Regions from separate parts of the Homo sapiens genome. Here region 1 is linked to region 2. A link is a loop called in an ENCODE intact Hi-C map of the cell type or tissue named here. Cell type or tissue: heart right ventricle. All regions are shown on one strand. Links, peaks and the distances in the headings refer to the core of each region. The heading gives the core; the rest is flanking DNA.

Region 1 (9,092 bases), core at 401-8,400, 300 kb before region 2:
AGTATGTAAATCTGTTATGCCTTTCTTTTATTAATCCATGTTTTGTTATAGTCATGTTGGCTGTGACCCTTATAATGAGGAGGAAAGATCACCCACCCCCTTTCCATCTTTACACTATCCTTAATCATTTTAGTGCATTAACATTCAGGATATTAACAAGGTTAAAGTAGAAATTAGTATCAAATTTTGTGACTGTTAATATTCTTTAAACTAATCTATACCTTTGGAAATCAGAATAGTAGTTATCTGGAAGGCACAGCCAGAATATGGGAGGTGCCAAAGAGGGATTCTGTTTTCTGATATTAATTCATTCTTTGATCTGGGTCTGGATACACAGATGTAAATCATTAATCTGTGTGATCATCTGCTGTTCACTTTTCTGTGTGTACATATTACTTTACTAGTAAGTTTATATATATAAAAAAATGTTCCTTTGCAGCCACTTTTCCAAACAGAAGTTAAAATGATAGAGAAAATTAGATTTCTTATTCAAGTTAGATTATTCTGGGATATTTTAATAAAATAAAGGCAATAAGCTCTATGAAAGATAAAGTAATATGGACAATACAATATTAAATGTCAACTGAACTGCTGCATTATTCTCTTTTTAATTTTTAAAAAGGAGAAGGCTGGCATGAAAACAACCAGTGCTTGAGGATAACTTTATAATTTATGACCTTGTGCAAGATTATTGTCTGCTAAGTCTTTCTTAAAATAGATGCAAATATATGAAACAATTTTAAGAAAGATTTTTTAGTCAGTAATATTCTTTGTTAAGTGTGATTATATAATCATATTATTCTAAATAATTATATTATTTCATAATTTACAATGTTTTATATATAATATAATTAGAAATATAATATACTTAGATGTAATATTGTAAATAATTAGGATAACCGATCGTTATTATTACTTGTTGACAAAACTCAATTTTGGAATCTTTCTACTTTCTTCAATATTGACAGAATGTCTCATATTAACTTTTGAAAATGATTTATTAATTAATTTTGAAGACTGCACAACTACATTAAGCCCTCTTAATCAAAATATTTTAAAAATGTTAAGCTATTTTTTTTGAGACAGTCTCATTCTGTTGCCCAATAGTACAATCATAGCTCACTGAAGCCTCAAGTGCCTGTGCTTAAGCCATCCTAGTGCCTCAGCCTCCTAAGTAGGTAGAATTACAGGCATGCACCACCACACCTGGCTAATTTTGAAAAATTTTTTGTAGAGATGGGGTCTCACTATATTGCGCTGGCTGGGCTTGAACTCCTGGCATCAAGAAATCCTCCTACTTCGGCCTTCCAAAATGCTGGAATTAAAAGTATGAGTCGCTACACCTGGTCAAAGCTGATGATAATATATTGAACTATTAATAACTTGATGGCAAATATCTTTATATGTTTATAATGTGTAAAAATTTAATGAAGAAAATGTGACTTGTTTGGGGTAACCATGATAAAAGAACAATTCAAATGCCTCACATTATATTATGATTTCTTTTTTTATCTCAGCTTTATTGAGGCATAATTGAGTTATAAAAATTTTATATATTTATGGCCGGGCGTGGTGGCTCACACCTGTAATCCTAGCACTTTGGGAGGCTGATGCGGGCAGGTCATAAGGTCAGGAGATCGAAACCATCCTGGCCAACATGGTGAAACCCCATCTCTACTAAAAATACAAAAATCAGGTGGGCATGGTGGCACGCACCTGTAGTCCCAGCTACTCAGGAGGCTGAGGCAGGAGAATTGCTTGAACCTGGAAGGCAGAGGTTGCAGTGAGCTGAGATTGTGCCATTGCACTCCAGCCTGGTGACAGAGCAAGACTCCATCTCAAAAAAGAAATATATATATATATATATATATATTTAAGACATACAACATGATGTTTTGATATATGTATACACTGTGAACTTACTGCCACTATAAAGTAAATTAACATATTCATCATCTAACATAGTCACAGTAGGGGCCAAGGCCCTTGGCCCCTGGGGGCTCACTGAAAATGTCGGACGTGGCAGATTGATTAACACGAGAAAAGGCATCCAAATTTATTTAATATGTATATTAAAGCATTCAGAATAAAGACCCAAATTCCTAATGAGGTACAGAAAATTATATGTCATCTCAAGGTTACAGAAAGAATGAAGGCTTGGATCCTGGTAAAACAGGTTATGAGAGATGGGGGAGGAGAAATTCTATTGAGGGGCATAACTGATTACTAAAAAGAGTGATTGGATCTGGAACAGAAATTAACATGTGAATAGTTCTCTCTGGAATGTAAATGATCCTTGGAGACAGTAATTATCTTGAAAAAGGGTCTGTTCAGGTATGGTTACATTTTTGGTCTTCTTTCCTGTCCTGGATAATGAAATAACAGGTAGAACAGGAATAATAACAAGAACAATGTTCTCATTCCCCTTGGTGGGTCATCCTATCTTCATGTAGATGGGAAAGTCTCTTCCAGAGCCTGTTGATCTGTAAGAATTTTTAATTTAAAATAGCCATTACTCCAGAGAGCCACATTTTGGGGTAAAATGTTATAATTTCCTTCATTACCGTTTGTGTGTGTGTGTGTGGTAAGAACATGTAAGATCTATTCTCTTGGCAAATTTGAAGTATACAATAGAGTGTTATTAACCATAGCCCACCGTGCTGTATTAGAGCTTCAGAATTATTGATCCTGCATAACCAAAAGTTTATACCCTTTGACTAACATCTTCCCATTTCCCTCTCCTCCAGCTCCATATCCCTTCCCCTAGCCTCTTCCCTCCCCAACCCGAACCCACCATTTTTCTCTCTGCTTCTGTGAGTTTGATTTCTTTAGTTTCCACATACAAGTGAGATCATGTAGCATTTGTCTTTTTGTGCCTGGCTTATTTCACTTACCATAACATCTTATTGAAAGTGCCCCTATAAACTTTATAAAATTAATCAGGGAAAGAGAAAGGGAGAAATAAAAGTAAATCATTTTTGCAGCACATTCAGTATAAATCATTAAGTCAGTTTACTCTCTGACCTGCTTGGTTTGGTGCCTATTGTCCTAGAATCATGTAGACTGTGTTGCAAGATTATAATTCTCCTTAACTGCTCTATAGATAATAACTTGAACACTTTGAAATGTTAAATTTTCTCTTTGAGTTATTCCTTCAGGTCCTGCATACTGATGAAAGTACTGACATCAGCTGGTCAAAATGATCCTGCAAGAAGCCAGCTCACCAAAGAATGCAGTTTCTGTATCCTGATGATTTCACCCTCCTTACACTGACAATCAATGACTTCAATTTTCCAGCCCCTGACATTCCATGATCTCCTTAAAAAACCCAACCTAGAACTTTTTGGGGAGATGAATTTGAGGAGCTCCTCCTCTCTCCTCATTCAGTGTCCTGCAATCATTAAACTCTTTCTCTGCTGCAAACTTTGCTGTCTCAGCTTAATGGATATGTTATTGCACAGCAGGCATACGAACCTGTTGTTCCTATAACACTATGATTCCTATCCATCAATCAATCATATTTATATTTTAAAAATAGAACCAACTCTTGCTTGAGGGACTTCAAGACAGAAATATCAGGGAGTTCCATATGATAAAAAAAAATGCATGCATTCCTTGTTCCAGCCATTCATTACTTTCTCACCTGAAATATACATTGAACATTTTTTTTCCAAACTAAATTCCTAAAATTGTCTATCTACATCAAAAACCCTCCCTAAGATAGGGTTTTACAGAGCAAATCACTTTGCAGAGGAACATCAGAACATGTGTTTCCTATCGCCATGATAACAAATACTTACAGAAGAGCCAATGAAAAGCTATAGTAATTCAAGTGAAGTGGAGATTTTGAGTAAATGTCTAGATTGCTCATTCACAGCTCTGGGCTGAGTAGAGTTATCAGCCAATAAAAACTTACTGCCTGGTTTCTTTGCTTTGTCATTCCATGTACCTATAGCAGTGTTAAGCTTCCCCTCTGTGCTGGACAAGCAGGTTTCACTGTAGTAGTCACTGCAGTGCATGCCTGGAAAGCCCATCTAGGGCGTATACACCAAACTGCTAGCAAAATAGGGCTGGATTGGAATTAGAAGCTTGATTTTTTTTTTTTTTTTTTTTTTTTTGTCCAGGGAAGGAAACAGTACACAGCCTAGAAGTTTTTTCATCTTCATTTAAAAATACAGATAAAATTTAGCTGCTAGAGCATTGCTCAATCCCCCACCATCTCAATGAATTCATACTGTGTAAATATTGTGATCTTAATAAATAAATACCGAAGCACAGCTGGCGCCTGTAAGATATCACTGTTGGGTTGCTGTGGCCCTGTTATCACCAGAGGGTGTTGCTAATTATTCTCGGAATTGAGGCCCTGGCATTCTAGGGGAAAGGAAAGCAGAGGAAAGTCAACAGAGGTTGAAACAAAAATAAAACATTGTTTGTTTCAGTCCATAGCAAGGGCATTCTACCCTTGTGAAAATCAGAAACACATATAGTATAGGTATGCAACTGTCTTTTCTCTGTAAAAATGATTCAACAACACTATTTATTTCAGCCCTTGATTGCATTCCAGCTGATTAAAATTCACACCACTTGTTTGTAAGGGCAAGAGGAGATAATTGGGGTGTTCAAAGGACAGCGCAGGAGAACCTGGATGTTTTAAATGAATGAGTTTACCAAGAGAAAGAATGTTTTTTTCTTCCCCCTTGCTTTCCTGGCAGGTGTGTTAATGACCTAGCTTTGCACATTGCACACACAAGAGGTTCATTGCGTGTATCTGTCTTGACTTGAGAAAGCAGATGCTGTTTAGACATATGTCAAGTGGAAAAGAAGCTGCATATGAATTGCTATGTTCTTCTTTTGAAAATGCCATGGTTAATTTTTAATTGCTGGTAGCAAGGTAGACCTGATGACCACAGCATTCCACTCAGATAGAGTTTGTGCTGGCTCATCAGATTATTGCTGCCTCTCAACTAATTTATTTGACTTTGAGCCCAACAGTAAGCAGAGAGTACTGTTAAAGAGCTTCTGGCACTGTGGTGTTGTGTTAAAGAACCTGTTCTCATTTACTGCTCTCAGCATTTCATTGAACAACAGGGAGGTGTGGCTTCAGAAAATACAAATTACCATAAGTAGAAATCAGGTTCTTTCTTTTAGTTCTTCCCACATCTCTTTTCTAGTCTTCCTCTTGGCAACCCTCTTCCACCATTGTTAAAAAGATTTAGAGTCTAAGACAAGATGATTTGGAGCCAGTTGTTCCTGTGATTCTCAATGAGGCATCTCTGTCCCCTACAATCTATTACAAGGCCTGAGACTGTTGGCAATCCCCTGCTGCTTTATTCAAGAATGCCTCAACTGGCGGCATTCTGGAGCTTTTCTAGCCCAGGGAAGAAAAATGTTCAATACTTACTGAAAGTGTGGAGAGATTTTTGTCCAGCAATGTATGCTTAAAAGACACTCGAATTGTTTCATAGTTCTTATTCTTGCCTAGATTGTTTAGCCAAAATCATTCTCCATGTGATTGTGTATTCCAAATAAATTCATAAACCAGATAATAAAGCTATTAATGCCTGAAAGAGATTGCATTTGTTTTGACTAATTCTATCTAAATGTTGTTTCTACAGTTGCCTGCTTGAGTCACTATATTAGCAAAGTGATATTCATTTCAATTAAACAGGGAAAGCAGCACTCTCAGAACTAGCATCTTGCATGATTTTCAGGCATAACAAACACTGATGTCAGGGGGACAATTCAAAAAAAGGCAGCCAACATCATTAACTTAATGAAATTATGATCACAATATGTGATATTTTGACAAGGCCAACAGTATTTCTAAATCAGATCTCAAATGGACCAAACTATTGTCGCTAAAATTTAAATTATAGACCTTCCACCTCACTTCTCCCAACTCTCAATTTGATCTTGACTTACTCTTCTTTCAGGTTCACTTCCTTGGCTCTATTACCCTGACTTTAATCCCAACCTTTGGTTCCTCTGAACTGCACTCTTCCTAATTCTCAATAGCATTTGTTTGTTTATTTCTTATTTCAGTTGTTGTTGTCTTAAATTGATTTTCTGGACTCTAATTCCTCTCTCAGTCAGAACTCTCTGAGTCCGTCTGAGCCATAGGGAATCCAATATTTGATCATATTTCTAATTTTGTTATTAGTAGCCAGTACAACCTTGACTGTGGGAAGTAGTAATTTTGGAAATTTAGATGTATTCTAGTTCAAATGTTTTCCAACACAGGCATCACATATAAAATTGACCCACTAATTACCCCAATAAGTCTCTGCGTTAAGTGCCTGCAAAGATAGAAATGCCATTACTTTCCAAATGCAACTCATATCATTTTGGAAAACCCTCATTATAGCAAATCCTTATTTATCTCGAGCCACTATCTTTCTCCCCGATGGTCCTCTACTCCAGCGACATGAAATCAACGTGAGGTTTCTTTGAATTAATCATCCTTCAACTATTAGAAAAGTATTTTGTTTCCATAAAACTATTTTCTTTCTAGGAAAACATCCTTACATTTTCAATAATTCTTCAAGTAATTTAATATTAAATTTCCTCTCCTCATCACTCTACAAATATTTCAGTTCATTAGCTTCCTTCTTAAAATTCAATTCCCAAAGTAAACACAATTAGAACGAACTGAGTATCCTTTTAAGAATTCTTAGTGTCAAGTATGCTTAGCATATAAAAGAAAAATATTTCAGGAAATAGGTGTTGGGATGCAGAAAGAAGACATGGCAATCTACTTGTTCTGACAGACCATCTGCTTGTTCTATAATCTCAATCTCAGGTAAAATCTTCAAAAACATCATTCATATCTATGTAAGTGGATTGCCGTAAGAATTAGAAATTACAGGTAGTAGTAATTAGTTTTATATTAGGTACGTAGTAATGATGAAGATGTTGATAGCACAATTATCTCCTTTTGTTTTGAATCAAATATTTTTGACATTGATGTCTAATATCCAATTAGAGATTTTTGTTCCTTTGTCGTTTTGTTATATTTTTTTAGCACTCATGTTGTATGAGATCAGAGAAGAGACTTCGTAACTTTCTGGATTCACAGAACCCTCAGTCTCTCAATATTTTTTTCACACTGATTACAGGACAAAAAAAAAACCCCAAAAAGCTAACAGTTATGTTTAGTAAGTAGAAAGGTCCAAACAACAATTATTTTTGTTCTAAGAACACAGTATCCATTTGAAAAAATAATAGACCTGAATTGAAAAAAATACATACTTATTTTATTTTTAAATAACCAAAATTACTTACTAGTGGGATGAATGCACAAGTTGGGCACTGTACAACTTTTCAAACGTTGGAGAGTACCACCCTCATTTCCTATAGTACTTGCTATAGATCACAGCAAAAATTTAAATCCCACCTTTGTAAATATGACATTTTCAAAATGAATGTAGAAAAATCTAATGTCTAGTGGTTTGTATGATATATCTGTGGTTTCCCCTGAACATTTAAAATATCCTGTGACATCTCCATGAATTTCTTTGTTAGAAAGGTCACAGACAGGTACAGAATTACAGGGATTATATTTGCGAGTTTTTGTTTGGGGACAGGAAGGAGAGCTTAAGAATCATAGGCATGAAGTTTACTAACATAGCCAGTTTGTTTTTTAATGTATTAGCTTTGATGAACACCAATCATCCCTGCAGAGATTTGTAATATGAACATAAGAATTTCATCACCCCACTGAGAGGTGACAAAGTGCTAGCAGCCCTCCCTCGCTCTTGCGCCTCCTCGGCCTCGGCGTTCGCTCTGGCTTCGCTCAAGGAGCCCTTCAGCCCGCTGCTGTGCTGTGGGGGCCTTTCTCAGGGGCTGGCCGAGGCCAGAGCTGGCTCTGCTCGAGGGGAGGTGTGGAGGGAGAGGCACGGGCGGGAGCTGGGGTTGCAAGCGGCACTCATGGGCCACTGCGGGTTCCAAGTGAGCGCGGGCTGGGCAAGCCCTACACTAGGAGCCACCGGCCAGCGCCTGCTGGGCTTGATCAGGGGAAGAGCTCCCTCTGGGCTGCCAGAGTGCCCGGGCTAGGTGCTGCAAAGTCCCACAGCCAGTGCCATTGAGAGGTGAAGCCGACTGGGCTTCTGGATGCAGTGGGGATGTGGAGAACTTTTCTGTCCAGCTAAAGGATTGTAAATGCACCAATCAGCACTGTGTCTAGCAAGAGGTGTGTAAACGCACCAATCAGCACTCTGTGTCTAGCTAAAGGTTTGTAAACGCACCAATCAGCGCTCTGGGTCTAGCTAATCTGGTGGGGACTTGGAGAACTTTTGTGTCTAGCTAAATGTCGGATGGGGACTTGGAGAACTTTTGTGTCCAGCTGAAGGATTGTAAACGCACCAGTCAGCACTCTGTGTCTAGCTAAGGGTTTGTAAATGCACCAGTCAGTGCTCTGTGTCTAGCTAATCTGGTGGAGACTTGGAGAAGTTTTGTGTCTAGCTAAAGGATTATAAACGCACCAATCAGCACTCTGTCAAAACGGACCAATCAGCTCTCTGTAAAATGGACCAATCAGCAGGAGGTTGGTGGGGCCAGATAAGGGAATAAAAGCAGGCCACCCCAGCCAGCAGCGACAGCCCACTCAGGTCCCCTTCCATGCTGCGAAAGCTTTGTTCTTTTGCTCTTGGCAATAAATCTTGCTGCTGCTCATTCTTTGGGTCCACACTGCCTTTATGAGCTGTAACACTCATTGCGAAGGTCTGCAGCTTCACTCCTGAAGTCAGCGAGACCACAAACCCACCAGAAGGAAGAAACTCCAGACACATCTGAGCATCTGAAGGAACAAACTCCAGACACACCATCTTTAAGAACTGTAACACTCACCGCAAGGGTCCGCGGCTTCATTCTTGAAGTCAGTGAGACCAAGAACCCACCAATTCAGCACACACCACTACCATTAAATTTTTTTTGTAAAATAGAAGTAAACTTCCATCAGTTGATATATGTATGGATCTTAATTTGCCACCAAATCTAATAGGTCATTGTCTACCTTCACGCTTTATGTAGATTAAGTCAGTCATATTAAAAACCATATATAATCACTGTATCCCATGGTTACCTGTTAATTATGG
Region 2 (9,092 bases), core at 444-8,443:
AAAGCCTGTTTGGTGGTCTCTTCACATGGAAGCGCATGAAACTGGCTCTAGCATCAAGTCCCGCTTCCTACCTCAGAATGTTACTTTTAAATTCAACAAATATATCATTGTTATTTTTTTAAAGTTAACATTAGGGAAACTGGGTGAATGGAATATGAAAACTATCTTTGCAAGTTTTCACTAAATCTATAATTATTCCAGATAAAATTTGTTTTGAAAATGACACACAAATATGGATTTTTCTTGCTGTATCATCTTTACACATATATACATAAAATATTTTTTGTATTTACCAATTGTCATGGTGTAAATATCAGAGGAGTGGTGCATACATATTTGTAGACTTACACATGGGTATATATTTCCTGCTGACCTGAGTTTACAAATTTTTTAGCAAAAAATAATCTATATAAATTAACAATTGATTTTTAGGCAAATTTAAAAAGTAAAAAGCTAAATTTAAAATTGTTTCTTTGGCATGATTAGAAACAATTCATATATTTTCATATATTTTCTATCTTGATTAGCCCCCTTTCAATAAAGTAAATGTTTAGAGTCTGAATCACAGGGAGGTATGATTGTTTTTTATCAGGCCTCATATGTTTATCCTAAAAAATCTCAAGTGCTTTTGAAGGGAACACCTGGAGCTAGAGGAAGAACATTAGCACAACATCAGCTAGCAAGATCATAGCTGACCCATATGGTGTTGACTTGTGTCACATACTCTTCCATAAGGCTCACATATACTAACTCATTTCACCTACATAAGAACCATATGAAGTAGTTGCTATTATTATAATCTCTGTTACTGATGAGAAAATCGAATAATAAAAATTTGCCCAACTTCGCATAGCTAACAAGAGGTGGATCTAGGATTTAAAGCAAGCCAGTCTGGCTCTCAAATTACTCCCCAGTTTGGGAGTTTGGCAATATTTATAACCTAAGAAACAGCTCAAATTTGACATGTGGACAATTATAGGAGCTACTGATATTTTTTAATGGATTGCAATATGGAAGGACACAATTGCTTTCCTTTACTTGCTACTTCAGTATTATGTTTGCATATTGAAACATGGTCCTATTGAGGTTGCTCTTTTAAAAGAGGAAGAACTTTAGCTTGCATGAATTAAATAATTAGTTCAGCAATAAAACCCTATTAATATACTTTAAAATATTAAATAGATGATGGATTTATGGAGGATTAATCAGCAAGAATTTGAGTCTGATGTCCTTAGGTGACTTAAGCAATAGGGATTTTGCCTAAGTCAGAAGTACAGGAGCAGCGTTTGACAATACCCTTTAACATTAACTAAACATGTAGGATTGTTAAATTTGAAAATAGTGACACAGGACAAAAGTGTCTCCTCTGAAGTACCTCATCAATTATGGCAAGGTAATACTCAAACATTCTCCAAAACAATTCAGAAGGGAGGTACTGTTATTATATTCCTATTTTTCTTCAAAATAATGAAAAACATAAAATTAATCCTGGGATACAAAAGGCTATGAAAAATTACACTTACAATATTATAGGAATAAACAACAGTAAAATAGGTAACTATCTTAATTTCTGCCAAGCAAGTCTGGCATCTTAATAGTTAAATTTGCCTCCCCTGACAACTTCAATGGAGAGTTTTAAAATATAATTACAGGGTAAGTGAATATTTTTCAAATTCATTAATTTGAGAAATGTATTCAAGCAAATATCTTTTCTGATAATGCACTTCTTATAAAGAGCCCAAACAGAATTCCCTTGAACCTGGGTAGGGTAAGGCTATTACAAACACCACACCTGTATTAGTCTGTTTTCACACTGGTGATAAAGACATACCCAAGACTGGGGAATTTACATAAGAGGTTTAATGGACTTATGGTTCCACATGGCTAGGGAGGCCTCACAATCATGGTGGAAGGTGAAAAGCACTTCTTACATGGCAGTGGCAAGAGAGAGCTTATGCAGGGAAATTCCCGTTTTTAAAACCATCAGATCTTGTGAGACTCATTCATGATCATCATGAGAACAGCACAGGAAAGAGCCACCCCCATAATTCAATCACTTCCCACCAGGTTCCTTCCATGACACATGGGAATTGTGGGAGTTACAATTCAAAATGAGATTTGGGTGGGGACACAGCCAAACCATATCAACAACCTTTCCCAAAATTATCTTGGCAGTTAGTGATCATTTACTCTTACACATGATGTAGTAACATCAGCTTGTCAAGTTTCATAAGAAAACCTATTGAGAGGTTGACTTAAATTCCATTTAACTTATAGCTAATTTGGTGGGAAAATTGCTGTCTTTATAATATTGTCTACTTTATATAAAAATCATAATTTTTATCCATGTATTTATGACTTCTTTAATAATCTTCAGTAATGTTTAATCATTTTCTTAATATAGGGTTGAAAACATTTTGGTATATTCATTTCCATAAACGTTGTGCATTATATTGAGAAGTATACGACTTCTGTTTCAATTTTTTAAATTTAAAATTGTGTTATATGGAAACAATATTGAATATTTCATCTTTTAACTTTGTTTAACTTATTATTTCTAGAAGTTTTTTTTTTTTTTTTTTTTTTTAAGTAGACTTACTATGTGGATAATGAAAGCCATAGTCACCGGCAACGGTTTCTGCCTTCTTTCTTGTGAGAAGAGCCTCAACATATTCCTTAATTCCAAACTCACAGCCTGGCTCCAAATGACTATCTAATACAGAACAATTATTTTTGTCATTGCTCTGCAGAATCCAGGCTTTCAGCCATATCTGCCTGTTCCCAAACTTGGAATTCAGAAGACAAGGCGCTCAGCATGACTCACTGATATATGTTTCACTGCCAGTTAGTGTCAACGGACTATCTTGTGTTCGAACAAGAACATGATATTCTTAATATCTTAAATTTATATGTCTTATAATTGTTTTATGTGTTTTATGAAAACGAAGTTTAATGCATGAGTTTAGAAAACTAAAATGAGCAGAAATGCCCATGAAACTTATCAATTATCATTCGATAATAATCAAATCTTCACAAAGTTCTAAAATCTTTATTAGAATAGGCTAAATTTAACATCATCCCGCAGTGGAAAGAGCTCTGGAATAGGAGACAGATTAATATGTTACTTTAGGAACTGTAGTCTCTGCCTTAGCTAACATTTTTGTGGTTTTTCAGTTTCTCATGTGTAAAATGAAAGTAGAAATGGTCTTACAGGCTCTTCTAGTTATTACACATTTTATTTAAATGCTCTAAACACAAAATATCTGAATATTCTTATTTTAATGGTCCTTCAATTGAATGTCTAAAAAAACAAATTCACTTGACTGGCAGGAAAAGCTTGATTTAGGTGACATTGTTGGAAATGTGTCCTTTCTACCTCTGTAAGTACTGAGGTTTACACTGGTTCTATAGGTCATTAAGTGCTGGCATCTAATAAACTATCTGAAAATAAGAGCTGAATTATTTACTGTTGATTTTATAAATATAATAGAATGAGTCCTTGAAATATATAGACTAGGTGTATATATTTGTGTTGTTATTATTGAAAACATTTATACAACAAGATTCAGGGAGGGCTTCAAGGGTGATTCCTGTTAATCTAAAATAAATAATAACATGATCAGCCTCTGAAAATTAATATTAGTTAATTAGAAACCTGAAAAGATTCATGCACAATGGCCATTATATAGCACTTTATATTTAACTGGATATATAGAATTTCGATTGAGTTTGAAATTATAAAAAAGAAATCACTTTTGAAATTTAGAAATCAAAATCCAATGTTAGTAATTAGTTAAAATTATCAACAATTTCTTGAGCCAACATGCTTGGGGAATTGCAAGAAAATGCAAAGGAGAAGAAATATCCCTTACCAAAGTCAAAGATTAGGAAAATGAAAGACACAGTTATTTTATTTTTGTCTTTTTGTAATTTACACCTCTAACATTAGATTGAAAAGCTGCATTACAGACACCTGCTTCAGTAGAGTCATTGTTTCCATGGTGCCACTTTCCATCACCTATTTTTAATAGTTTACACAACAAGATCAAGGGTGTCCCAGCTGTTACTGCCACTGTTGCTTAGCAACCTTTAAATCAGAGTTCAAGAAGACAAAGAATCATGCTTGAAAAATTTCTCAACTGTCTGTTTTATGCACCCACGCCCCTGCTTTCTTCATTTTGCACCATTTTTCACTGTTTATACTCGGATGCTCTGGTTTTTTTCCATTAATTCAATATTCTATATATGAATTCACAACTCCGAGTGCTACTGGAATCAACTAAATATTTTTGTTGATTTTCAAAAGGTAATATATATGTTCAACTACAGGCTACCTCCAATAGAAAATAAACAGATTTAAAATATTTACTTTATTTTATTCATCAGAATGGGAGGTTGTTTCAGGTCTTCATTATCTGCTGCCAGACTATAACATTGCTGTGCCTGAGAGTCTGGTGAAATGACACACAGATCAATGGCCAGAGATTCACTGCCTGCAGAGAATTACAATACCCCCTTGTGCATTCTGAAATCTAAATATTATCATCCACAAAGGACAGAGAAGTCAAAAATCTGTAAGAAAACAGAGAAGTTAGCGAACTTTGAACTTGGAATACCTGACTGAGACAGGTTGATATCAATTAATAAAAACAGAAAATATTTTCTAATATTTCTGTAAACAATGAGAGTTTTTTTCCTCAATAGTAATTGTTCAGAAACCAATGGCCCATCTGTCTAATTAATAGATTAGTAAGCACAAATCAACAATGTGGAACGTACATAAAAATAGAAAAAAATCTTAATTTTGCATTTGATATCTGTAATAAGATAGGAACTCTCAAATCATAACCAAATATTCCTGAATAATCCATATAATAAGAGGAATATAATGATAGGATTCATGGCTGGAGATTTTATTAACCTGTATATGTGTGAGCAACTGTTTACCATACATCTCTCACAGAGTTGATCCAGGTGGGTTTTACCCCTTTGGTTAGAATGAACGTTCTGTTCCATAACATACATGCCCAATGACATGGTCCACACTGACCCAATTATTTAAACTCTTGGATTTTCCTTTGACCCTCTATTAAATAAACACAAACCTATCATATTATTATTTTTTAATTTTCAGGTTTGATCATTACATTATTATTTTCTGGCCCTTTTCTAAATTCTGCTAAATCCTTAGGTATCTGTTTGTTGTTTGCTGTTGTTTCCAAATCACTAAACCTCATTAAATTTATTTAAATTACATACTTTTTGTCCTTCTGATTTCTTTGTTATGTCTCACTTCTGTTATCTTTTGATTCTTATTTTCTCCTGCAAATATAAATACATGTAACTGTTTAATCATTAATTCACTATTTTTGGTCATTTCTTACTGAAAGCTAAGTATGCAATGACAACGGATTTGAGTTAGATACCTGAAAAAGTAACCAGTATGTTGTCCAGGATAAAAGAAGTGCTCCTATGGGTTATGGAGAATACAAAGTACAAGGTCCCTAATAACTGTGTAAATTGTAAAGTGTTTAAATTTACCTGAGACATATAAGATCCTTAGGTAGAAACTGAAGTTTAATCTGTGCTGATATGGCTATTAAGTACTGATGCAGGATTTTTCTCAGCTCCTTCACTGGACTCGTGGCAAGGTTGCCCCGTTCACTTGGTCCACTGTGCTCAGCCCCTTGTGGGAGAGAGTACATGAGCAAGTGAGTGTGGGATCCAGCAAACATAGAAGCAAGTTCTGTGTAGGGCCCACAGTCAGACTAGGCATGTTGCCTTAAGGGGAATGCAGTGGCACCCAGGTGAGGATGCCAATGACCCCAAAGAGACTGGAGAGGTTGTTACAGTGCTCATTTACTTTCCCTGTCCACAGTCCAACAGACGGCAGTATGTTAGCAGCTCTGTTGGCCCCTTGTCTCATCCCATGGGGCAGCTGCCCTCCACTGACAAAGGCAAAGGGTCAGTGTGATAGCCCTATCTGGGTACCCACACTCAGGGGCCCCAAGCTCTTGTCCTGTGTCCAAGAAGGGTAAGGTTATGTGGATCATTAAGCCACATGGATGAAGGCAGATAAATTTATTGAGTGATGAAAATGGCTCTCAGTGGAGAGGGGAGCTGGAGAAACAGGTGAAGGGCAGGTCATCTTCCCCAAAGTTAGGCTGTCTCCTCCTCTACTGACTGAGTCTTGGGTCTTTAAAGGTGCAGGATGAGAAATGCATGCTGATTGGTTTGTGAGTAGGCAAAAAAGGTTAAAGTGAAGGGAACACTGAAAGCTGGGCACAACAATATGGAAAGGGTAAGTCTATGTAAAATAGGTGGAAAGTAAGGATCAGTCAGAGGAAAGTGTGCCAAAAGGGAAGACAGGTTCTTAATCCTGTCTGAGGATTTAGCTTGCAGCTTGGCTTTCAGGCTTTAAACTGTCTTTGGCTTGGAGGTGGAGTTTCACCAGATACATGCCCCTATCTGCCTAGACATTTGTCTGCCTCCTGCCTCTATCATTTCCCCCTCTGAAGAAGTACATCTAACTTCCATTAGAATAGGGACAAAGACCAGTCTTAATGGCTTCCTGTTGACAGGGGTCACTGTTTTGGGAATACAGCAGTCAGATTTCCCTCAGAGGCCCATCTAAGGTTCCCTTGTAAAAGGGAGCCATTGTTTGAACCTCTGGTTTCATGACTGTTTGGAGTATGACTGCCTGAAGGCCAGAAGAGACAAACCAGGTTATTACAAGATATGTATCAAAACAAAACAAGGCAGGGGTAGGGACAGCTCAAAAATCCCGAGACTGCTTTTATGCACAGATAACTGGTGGCTATAGTTAAGCCTACTAAGATTTGGGTGCATAGGACTTGGCTTTGGTTAGCTCCCTTTGTCTTATTTTCCCAAAGAAACCTCTGGGTGATGGGCATCCTGTTTACTTCAATTACCTGGCAAGATTTGCAGAATAATGGCTCAGAACTAGAATATTGATCCAGATTTTTACATTACCTATCCCTTTTGTTTTTCTCCTGAGCTGCAGCTGTAGATCACTGGTTGGTTCACAGGAATAAGCATCATTAGTGTAAAATGTAGGCAAAAACTTAAAAACAAGTAATGAGACTAGAATTTAATGACAAGCATATAAGTTTTGAAACATAATTTTCTCTCTCCAATCCTCAGTTTTGCTAAAAACAAATCATTATAGGAATGTGTTGTTTGTAAAATAAACCTTAGTCTTATGCTTGACCTGATTATTCACATAAAGTGTGGCAAGAATAACTATCTTTCACATAGACTTTTTAAATTGGCTTTGATGGAACTCTGTTCCACAAGGAATCTCAGATAAAGCTGAGCCCACAAGGGCTTGTACCCTCAAATAAATATGAGTTGGGTAAATTCCTCTCTTCTTGAGGTTTCAAGATAACAAGTGGCTCCTGGGCCTGTTAGAAAGTGACATTCTTTACTTACCACAGGCTTGCAACCCTATGCCAAAACTGTGAAGACAAGGTGTGAGGCCAGTTTTCCCCAGGGGTTTTTATTGACTCTGCAAGTCAAGCTTGATTCCTTAAAGGAAAGCACACCTTTCCAGTCAGAGCCTTGGTAAAACTACCAGTTTCTCCAATTGTGTCCTGCTGCAGAGGAAAATAGATTTTTATTGCACTGATGCAAATAACTATATTGCCATAAGTTAAGAATACTCATAAATAGTTTTGAAATTCTGGAGAAGCCAGGCCAAGAGAAACAAATATGCTCCAAATTTTGTTCACAGGAAAATAACTTAATTGTTAAAAACTCTTGATAGTTCAAAAGAAAACTTTCCTTGACTCTGAAAAACAAAACAAGAATCAGCAAGATTTTAAGAAAAAGTTAAAAAAGATTATTTCAGTTTTATATTAGTTCAGTCCATTCCATTAACTCTTGTTCGGGTTGATATTCATGAACATTTTAGCTCTTCATGAGTATTATATGTTTTTCCTCTGTTCCATCATCACAATCTCCAAAGTTATTAGAAACTTGCATTTGAGAGCACCAATCAAAGTCCTATAGCTGATTATAAACTGTCTTTTGAAAAGGATGAAAACAAGACAACAATTGTCTGTGAGTGACATAATGTCTATGGGTGGTGACAATCAAAAACATGATTGACATAGAAATTTGATTATTTCTGTGGTTTACAATAACTTAACACAAGAACCTAAATTATGATTGATACTATATACTAAGACATTAGAATTTTAGAAATTTCATACAATTTTGGAACATACATTAATCTTCTATTATATAACCTAATGAATATTAAACTTTATTTTTATTTTGGCAATCCCATGTAACTAAACATATCAAATAATCCTGTTTTCCTCTCTTTTGGATGCTCCAAGGGACCTCTGTAGAATTCAAAAGTTAGGGGTCAGAGAAGACAATTTTTGAAGATGAATTTTTATTTTGGGAAGGCTACCAAACAGGTTAAAATTTTAAAACACTTGATATTATGAAATAGAAGTCTGCATTACCATAAGTCATTTATTTTAGCCAAAATGTTGACTCAAAAATTTTAAAACAAGGCAAAACTTTTATTCATTAGGAAGAAAGACTTGATTCCAAACAATCTGTCTTTAAAATTACATGAAAATCCTGTTCAAGAGAGAGAAGGCCAAATTTTACTCTTGCATGAGTCTACTATTAATGTCAACCCCATTTTTTAAATGAGACTTTATAGATAATTTTATCCTATCTTAATCAGTTTGACCATGAGGTGAGAGTCTTATAAACCTTTGATAATCCTTTACAAATTTTTGTTAATATGTTCACACACAGAATTTCTTTTACAACATTAATTTTTGCAAAGTTTTCTCAACTTATTTAAACATTTAGCTTTATCTTATCTAATTTAAAACAATCCTCTAACCCTCTAAACTAGACAAAAATTTACATTCCCATGCCTTTTTATAATCTTTATCTAAAAACACATTTTACTTCTCTCACACAACTTGCATGTAGATCTATTTTCAGTAGTCTCAATTACATGTTATAATGGTAATTCTGAGCAATTTTAAATTTTAATGTAAAATCTGATAAGTTATTTCAATTATATACTAGGTGCAGATAAA

Evidence for each region. Peaks named below come from ENCODE experiments on the same cell type or tissue, not always from the same donor. Only the 100,000 strongest peaks of a DNase experiment are listed, where the experiment ranks them.
Region 1: a loop joins it to region 2, with 2.6 times the contacts of the local background. A loop is called at or near these places in 2 of 110 quality-filtered maps.

Annotation. Positions count from the first base shown.
Region 1 is chr6:141,160,239-141,169,330 of GRCh38, forward strand. No RefSeq gene overlaps it. Among named protein-coding and RNA genes, the nearest start is that of MIR4465, 480 kb to the left of the region's middle. In heart right ventricle, for the core only: no CTCF peak of the experiment used is centred there; no DNase peak of the experiment used is centred there; H3K27ac peaks cover 3,722 bases.
Region 2 is chr6:141,460,642-141,469,733 of GRCh38, forward strand. No RefSeq gene overlaps it. Among named protein-coding and RNA genes, the nearest start is that of GJE1, 670 kb to the right of the region's middle. RefSeq lists enhancers at 1-157, 6,171-6,881. In heart right ventricle, for the core only: no CTCF peak of the experiment used is centred there; no DNase peak of the experiment used is centred there; H3K4me3 peaks cover 784 bases; H3K27ac peaks cover 5,552 bases.